Linked DNA regions of Homo sapiens: region 2 is linked to region 1. Evidence: read pairs that join two places in POLR2A ChIA-PET (ENCODE). Cell type or tissue: endothelial cell of umbilical vein. All regions are shown on one strand. Links, peaks and the distances in the headings refer to the core of each region. The heading gives the core; the rest is flanking DNA.

Region 1 (4,352 bases), core at 1-4,000:
TCAGTAGGTGTGAATCAGGGAAGCCACATTGTCCTCAGGGTGCTGTATGAAGCTGGGTGTGGGCGGATTCCTCCCACACCTTCACACTGGCCTGCCTCCAACTCATACAGATCTCGGAGCGGTCGGTACTTCATTCATAGGTCCCTGTTCAGGCAGCAGTTCTGTGGGCTGTGGCCCTCTCCCCTCCAATATGTCCGAAACCATTGTGATGGGTGGCAAATCCCAGGGAGCTCCTAAGCCCTGCTCTGCCCACATCACTGCCACAGAGAAGTCAGAGGAAGGGACTTGTTGCTAAAAAATCCTTTAAAAGGTTAAATACTTTAAAAGATTAAAGCAACATAACTGTAAACATATTGTATAAAAATGAAAAACACAGGAACCCTCTTCCCTTCCGCCTGGTGTGGGCTTGGGAAATGGGCAAGCGGCCCCAGCAATCATGGGAGGAACTCTTGCGGGGGAGCGGTCTGGGATTCCAAATGGGCAGGTCACACGAAGGTCACGATGCTTCTCTGCATCCTGAAAAGGGCTGGGGACAGGGCCAGTGGGGGTGGTAAGGGTATTTATAGCACAGTGCTTGAAAAGGGAAGATTAATGTGTAAATATAAAGGACACACAGGCTGGGGGTTGGTCAGAGGCAAGAGGAGGGTGCCTCTGAGCTTCAACCCCTCCCAGGAACAATGAGCTCAAATTGGAAGAGTCCAGTGGAATCGGGGGGATGGTGTGAGCACCCCTGTTCAGTCTTTGACAATTGCATACAGAAAAGCAGCTGGTATGGGTTTGGGTGTCAATGAAAGGGCCAAAGACTGGTGGCCAGCTGGTTTGGGGGATTTGGGCCATTGATAGCATCTCCCAGGAACAACGACTTTTTGCCTCCAAAGTTGGATCTAGTGATGATCAGCACCAGCAGGAAATGACATTTGGTGTCTGCCCACTGCAGCCATACTGTGACCTCCAGCCAGACTTCCGCCTAATTGACTCCACTGGATTTGTGCTCTGTTGAGTCAGAGGCTCCCGGGGGTTGGGGATCGAGGGGCGGGGGTCAGCTATGCAGCCCATCACGTGTGTTTTTCATCTGGGATGAAAAAGCCTGGTTCTCTTTTGAAATGCTTGATTGTACTTATTGAGCTAAACAAGTCTTGGTGACTGTTGTTGATTTGCCTCAAAAGTTTTAAGTCCTGGGTTTTCAGACTACTGTGTAGCAGCTGTGTGTTTAACATACTGTAGCTTTTTCTCCCTTGGGGGCACATACAAATAGGATGTGTTGATGTGGACTCTAAACTGTAATTTTCCTGTAACTATTTTGGAATGATGCATATTTCTAATGTTTGTTATACTTGTACAGAGTATTGCTGTTGGTTGCTTTTTTTTTTTTTAAGGAAAAAATGGCCTGAAAACATTTTTTTAAAGACTTACAAATACCAAATATAAAAAAATGTCAATGCATTATGCCTTTGCTTCTTTCTTTCTTCTTTTTTCCTTCTTACAATGTGCCAAGCAGTTTACTGGCCTGCATTTTACTTGGGCATCCTTAACAAAAACACATTTCTCTTTGGGATTTCCGGATTGTTTTAGTTTTCTAGGGCTGTTGTAACAAGTACCACCAACTGGTGGTTTAAACAGCAGAGATTTACTTCCTACAATTTTGGTGGCTGAAATCCAGATGTGGGCAGGGTTGGTTTCCTGTGAGGCCTTTTTTTTTTTTCTTTTTTTGAGACAGAGTCTCACTCTGTTGCTCAGAGTGGAGTGCAGAGGCGTGATCTCAGCTCACTGCAACCTCTGCCTCCTGGGTTCAAGCAGTTCTCCTGCCCCAGCCTTCAGGCGCCTCTCTTCGTAGCTTGCAGATGGCTGTCTTCTCCCCATGCCTCCACATGGTCTTCCCTCTGCTTGTCTGTGTCCTAATCTCCTTCTTTTTTTTTTTTTTTTGAGATGGAGCCTTGTTCTGTCGCCCAGGCTGGAGTGCAGTGGCATGATCTTGGCTCACTGCAACCTCTGCTTCTCGGGCTCAAGCGATTCTCCTGCCTCAACCTCCCGAGTAGTTGGGACTACAGGTGCCTGCCACCACACCCAGCTAATTTTTTTGTATTTTTAATAGAGACAGGGTTTCACCATGTTGGTCAGGCTGGTGTCGAACTCCTGACCTCGTGATCCACCCGCCTTGTCCTCCCAAAGTGCTGGGATTACAGGCGTGAGCCACCGCTCCCGGCTAATCTTATAAGGACACGAGTCATACTGGATCAGGGCCCACCCTATTGACCTAATTTTACCTTAATTACCTCTTCAAAGACACTCCAAATGTAGTCAAATTCTGTTTTAGTGGGGGTTAGGACTTGACCATATGAGTTTTGGAAGGGACCCAGTTCAGCCTGTAACACATATTCAGGGCAATTTAGTGAAGAGGAGGCTTGGAGGAAGTGGCTGTGTGTCTTAAGATTGTGTGTGTTCCCAGAAGGTTGGAGGTATGAGCCTGCAGGTGGATGGATACCCAGTTGGTTGGGGGTGTGTTATGATATAGTTAGCTCTCCTGGGCTTTCTGCTTAGGGACAGCGCTTGGGCTGCGGATAAAGTATCCATCATCTTCCTGTTTTGATTCAGGCCAAAGTTGTCCCAGAACTTTTCTGCCCACAGTGTTGGTTTAGAGGAGGCAGGGAGACACTGTATTGCTGACCTGTTATCTGCATACTTAAAAAAAAAACAAACCAAACTAGGCTACCCTGCAAAATAGCACAGCATTCTCTGCTCCTAGCACTTAGTTTGATAAAAACTACCTTACCCAGGTATAGCCTAGGAATTGAGATATTGTGGGAAAGAAAAACCGAATGATCACCTGTGGTTTTATAAAATGTAAAGCTTAAGTGAGAAAACAAATTCATAGAACTATAAACAGAGAACAATCCCAATAAGAATTAAATAAGTGCATAGAAGAAAAGAAACACAACTCTAGAATAATATAATAGTGGGATTAGGAGTGGATTTTATTTTTATATTCACCTGTTTATAGTTTCTAACTTCTCCCAATGAATATGGAGTACTTAAGAGTAACTAGTTTAAAACTTAGCACTTTTCCCTCCTTGCCTCAAAAAAGTGAAGCTACAGTATAGTTTTAAATTTACTAGTCAAGTTACAAAATTCTTTTTTTTTTTTTTTTTTTTTTTTTGGAGACAGAGTCTCGCTCTGTCACCCAGGCTGGAGTGCAGTGGCACGATCTTGGCTCACTGCAAGCTCCGCCTCCCAGGTTCACGCCATTCTCCTGCCTCAGCCTCCCTAGTAGCTGGGATTACAGGCGCCCGCCACCATGCCCGGCTAATTTTTTTGTATTTTTAGTAGAGATGGGGTTTCACCGTGTTAGCCAGGATGGTCTCCATCTCCTGACCTTGTGATCCGCCCGCCTCGGCCTCCCAAAGTGCTGGGATTACAGGCGTGAGCCACGACGCCCGGCCAAGCTTCCAAGTTCTGATAGCCATCCCATCCCTTCTGGGGTTTCACAGCTCTATTTGGGGCTGAACGTGGCAGATCTCTGGGGCCTCCAACATGAGAGCCTGGGCTTTACATTCCTGCAGGCAGGTGAAGCCTCCTGACCCAAAAGGTGAGTAGTGGGCCCCTGTTGGGGCCAGCAGTTTTGGATGATGCCACTAGATGGCGGCAGAGAACTGGGCTGTGGAAGCAATCCTTGGCTAGGCTGTGGCAGGGCAGTGGAGCACATAGGATTGGAAAAGAAACCAGGAGGTCCGTAAGGCAAGGCTAAAAACCAGCAACAGGGCGAAGGAAGCGCCCTTGCCAGCAGCTGGCAGCTTTCCGTATAATTTGTTAGATAATATGTTCATGGTAAAAAAATTTAGGAAAAGAAGGAAAATAAAAAAATCCTATGTTGTCACCATTCAACAAGATGTCCCCCAATAATCCTCCCGCCTGGTATTCACATTTTTGTGTAGCCCCTCCTCCACTGTAGCAGGGTTGGTCTGTGTGACTGGTAGATTGCAGAGAGGTGATGGCATCCCACTTCTGAGATAAAACTGTGCAGTTTCTCTCTCGCTGTCTCTCTCCCTCCAGCCCCCCTCCCACGGCACTCTCTCCAAAACCAGCTGGCATGTTCTGAGCAGCCTTGAGAGAGGCCCACGTGGTGGGCTTCTTCTGAACCTCCTGCCAACAGCTACATGAGTGGGCCTGGAAGCAGATTCTCAGGTCAGCCTTTGGATGACAGTAGCCCTGGCCGACAGCTTGACTGCAGCCTCCTGGGAGACCCCAAGCCAGAACCTACCCAGACTCCCTGACTTGCAGAAAGCATCTGAGATGATAAATGTTTACTGTTTCAAACTGCTCTGTTTTGGGATAATTTGTTACACAGCAAGAGATAA
Region 2 (4,396 bases), core at 101-4,100, 1.2 Mb after region 1:
CCAATGGGGTCCTGCACAGATGGGACATGGCTTAGGAGGAATCCTGGGCTGCAGGCATTCCTTGGCCCAGTGGCCAAATTTCCGGCACTTGAAGCAAGATCCTGAGGGAGGAGGTCCTTAAGGAATGCCAGACCACTGTGGCTTAGACGTTTTGAAGTTCTTGTGTGCTGCAGATGTGGCTGGGGTTTCTCTTACAGCAAAGGCAAGTAATTGCAACTCCTCTGTTATTGTACATCTTGAAGGCGAGGTTGATTAATTCCTATTGTGGGGTTTGAGGGCCCAATTCTAATTTTTGAAGCTTTTTTTTAAGTCAGGAGCTGACTGGGTGATAAAATGCATATTGAGAATAAGATGGCCTTCAGGCCCCTCTGGGACTAGGGCAGTAAAGGGTCTAAGCATTGTGGCCAAATGGGCCATGAACTGGGCTGGGTTTTTATATTTGATGAAAAAGAGCCTAAACGCTAACTGATTTGGGAGAGGTTGGATAAAGAAAAAGGAGCATTAACCTTGACTATGCCTTTAGCTACAGTCACCTCTTTAAGAGGAAATTATTGGGCAGGTGGGGGAGGGCTAGTCACGGAACGAAACTGTAAGCTGGACTGGGTGTGAGGAGGGGAAATGATAGAAGAATTATAGGGTGGGGGAGTGGAGTCTGAGGAAGAATTGGAGCCTGATTCAGCCTGGCAGGGAGTGACCTGAGGAGGAGCAGTCTTGGGAGGAGGGGAGAGGTCAGATGGGTCAGTAGAAAAGGAAGAGTGAAAAGACTCAGCGACGCTTGGGGTTGGGACTGAGGGGACAGGTGGGAGGGAAGGAAGGATTTGGGACGAGTCACATTGGGAACAGAGACTAGGGAGGGACCAATGTGTAAAAGAATGCCTGGATGTCAGGCACCTCAGACCATTTGCCCATTTTACGACAAGAATTATCTAGATCTTGTACAATGGAGAAATTGAAAGTGTTTTCTGGCTATTTGGAGCTATTGTCGAGTTTGTATTGGGGTCAAGTGGCATTGCAGAAGAAAATAAGGCATTTAGGTTTTAGGTCAGTTGTGAGTTGAAGAGGCTTTAAGTTCTTGGAACACAGGCCAAGGGAGAAGAAGGAGGAATGATGGGTGGAAGGTTGCCTATAGTGAAGAAGGCAAGCCCAGAGAAAAGAAAGGGTAGGGACACGGAGAGAAGGGGTGGGGGTACATGCCCCCCCCCCCAGGAAAGTGGTACTTGCCACTAAGGTGAAGGATCAAGGCAGGCATCCCTGTGGTGATCAGACACCTCTGAAACGTGGGTGAATAATCAGGCAGGTGTCCCCACAGTGATTAAACACCAAAGGAAAACTGTCTTCCCGAGTCCATGACTGGTGCCAGAGTTTTGGGTTCACAGATAAAATGCATCTCTTCTGTCTCTACCAGAAAAGGAAAGGAACTGAAATTAAGCGAAGGGAGAGATTCAAGGGTGGCACCAAGATTGAAAGGAGAAAGAGGTTGAGGGATAGTGAGAGAGGCTGGAGAACAGTAAAAAGAGCCTGCTTACCCGATTTAAAATTGGTGATGTTCCTTGGGCTTGTTGGTCTGAGGACCAGAGGTTGTAGATGAATCTTTCTCATGGAGCAAAGAGCAGGAGGACAGGGGATTGATCTCCCAAGGGAGGTCCCCCGATCCGAATCACAGCACCAAGTTTCACTCACGTCAGCGTGAAGAGACCACCAAACAGGCTTTGCTTAAGCTAAGCAATAAAGCTTTTTAATCACCTGGGTGCAGATGGGCTGAGTCTGAAAAGAGAGTCAAGGAAGGGAGATAGGTTTGGGTCCATTTTATAGGATTTGGGTAGGTAATGGAAAATTACAGTCAAAGGGGGTTGTTCTCTGGCAGGCAGGGATGGGGGTCACAAGGTGCTCAGTGGGGGAGCTTTTGAGCCAGGAGAAGGAATTTCACAAGGTAATGTCATCAAAGGCAGGAACTGGCTATTTGCTCTTCTTTTGTGACTCTTCAGTTACTTCAGGCCATCTGGATGTATACGTGCAAGCTTGGGCTCAGAGGCCTGACATTAACGTGCAGGCTTGGGCTCAGAGGCCTGACACAAACATGTTTTCCTGACATCTGTATTCTAAGTTGTGTGATTCATTGTTTTTCAGCTTGAATAACCTGATTTCACATATTTTTCCGTAAGTCAGAGGCATGTCTAGCTGTTAGTTATTGTCTGTACTTTTACATAGCATGCCTGCACTAGCCATCATTTTTCTACTTTGTGTTTTTAATCTTTTAACCAGTCACTATGGGAAGAGTTTTTCCAGGAATAGTTTTTCCAGTTTTCAATGAAAACCAGGCAAGAATGGCTATGGATCTCACAAAGACTGGCAACATTTTATTGCTATTGTTTATTTAATTTAGTGGGTTTAAATGAAACCAGGACGTCTGCAGCAGTTTTGATCTCTGGTCTTGCTCTCAACTATTTAAGTCTTAAAAATTGTTTTGCTTTATGTTTTCGTAATTTTATTGCTTGTCAAAAATCAGCTGGGATACATGATAGGTTAGCATGGTGACAATGTTATCTTAACCATAGATGAAGCAAAGTGGTGAAAATTTCCTGAGAAGATGATTAATGTTCATGAAAAGTTAATAGGACATCTGAGTTTCTTGAGATGTAAACATCATCTAACTGCTCTAGTTTGGCTTCTTTCCAAGGGAAACAAAAATATTCCCTTAGTGTCTAATGAAAGTCTGCATGATAAGTATGAACTTTAGACGGTTAGTGTATTTAGAGTAAATCTATTGAATACTGAGCTTAATTTATTCAATCCTTATTTTTGGGTACCTCTTTTTACCTAAGTACCAAAAGGAAATGATCAATGAAAGTTTCTTTCCTGACTCACATCCCTTCTAGCTACTGCTCCCTCTCTCAGCAATCCAGTTCCTTTCCTCTCATTCTCTTAAATCAACCATCTTTTGCCCACAGCACACTACTAAAAATGTCCAGGTTCAGCAGTGACCATGTTATTGTTCACTTCTCACTCTTCATTGGGTTTGACCAGTGAGCAGCTCTTAATACAGCTGATCATTCACTTTACTGAAACATTTTTTTCCACTTATCTGTTTTTCTCCACATTTTCTGGCTATTTTTACTCAGTCTATTTTTGTTGTTCCTTATCATCCCCACAAGCTCTAAGTATTACAACATACCAGTGTTCATTTCTTCAACCTCTCTTCCTCTCTAGCTGTACACATTTCTCTGGTAGTCTCTCTCATCTTATTGATGCATCCATATGCTTCATGTCCCAAGTTTATATTCCTAGCCCAGATTTTAACTCTGTAATTCAGGCTCATATATCCAGAACATTTAGGCCTTTGGCTTTTACTTTGATTGATAAAGGAGTTGTGGGAGAGTGTGAATGGAGAAATGACATGATATGGCTTACTTTTCAACAGGATCACTCTGGCTGCTGTGTTAAGAGTAGATGAGGGGAAGCAAGTGCAGAAACAGGGGGTCCAGTTAGGAGCTGTTGCAGTCATCCAGTTGAGGTATGATGATGATTTTGACCAGGGTGGTGATAGTGGAAGTGGTGAGAAGTGGTCATATTCTGAATATATTTTAAAGTTAGAGTTAACAAAATGTATTCCATGGATTGTATATGTAATGTGAAAGGAAGTGAAGTCAAGGCTGACCCCAGAGTTTTTGATCCGAGCAACTGGAATTTCATTAACTGAGATAGGGAAGGATGGGGTTGGAGAGGAGGTTCTGATGGAAATTTGTGCAACTCCACTTAGGAAGTGTTATTTTGAGATGGCACTTAGAGTGCTTTCATGAAATATTTATTGAGCAAATGACTGGCATCTCAGCCCTGCCTTCCACGACCAGTTATTTCTATACATAGAGCCTTTGTGTTTCACCTGTCCTTGTCTTTGGGTTTGTGGAGTAGTAGTTACATGGCTGGTGATCAGAGCAAAGTGAATCTGGGGATAAAATTAGCCCATATACAGACACAAACAAATTTTTTTTTTTTAATGATGAGCCCGAACTCTAACTTCCTCCTATTACACTGAGACCTGGGTTTTTCCAGTGTTGTGATCAAAAGATGGGCTTACTTCTCAAGGTAATCTCTGTTTGAAGGCAATGAGACTTTGGCTTCATATGTTTTGTTTAGTTCGTTCCTAAACGGCTACCTCATCCACTTGTCACTTTTCAAAAATGTGTTGACATCTCTTTATTGTTCTTATCACTCCACATGTTATTTTTGCCGTTGTGGCATCTATTTTTATATCTCTAAATTGTTATTTTAGTATTCTGTTTGCCTAAGGGACCTGAGATAAATGCACATGTTCAATCCAAGTTAATAAAAATTCCACTTGCATATTCTTCCAGAATCTTTCTTTTTAATATTGAATATATTTTTCATTCAAATATAC

The links. ChIA-PET counts read pairs that join two places held together with the same protein. Peaks named below come from ENCODE experiments on the same cell type or tissue, not always from the same donor. Only the 100,000 strongest peaks of a DNase experiment are listed, where the experiment ranks them.
Region 2: POLR2A ChIA-PET joins it to region 1 with 5 read pairs; 1 of 35 experiments calls an interaction of 5 or more read pairs at or near these places.

The regions. Positions count from the first base shown.
Region 1 is chr11:48,169,397-48,173,748 of GRCh38, forward strand. It overlaps PTPRJ (protein tyrosine phosphatase receptor type J), which reads left to right. Exons shown (of 25, transcript NM_002843.4): 25 at 1-1,443. Among named protein-coding and RNA genes, the nearest start is that of OR4B1, 45 kb to the right of the region's middle. In endothelial cell of umbilical vein, for the core only: a CTCF peak has its summit at 3,617 (motif pointing right); a DNase peak (open chromatin) is centred at 3,645; H3K27ac peaks cover 350 bases.
Region 2 is chr11:49,324,803-49,329,198 of GRCh38, forward strand. It overlaps the pseudogene NOX4P1. Among named protein-coding and RNA genes, the nearest start is that of FOLH1, 120 kb to the left of the region's middle. In endothelial cell of umbilical vein, for the core only: no CTCF peak of the experiment used is centred there; DNase peaks (open chromatin) are centred at 2,089 and 2,759; H3K27ac peaks cover 1,749 bases.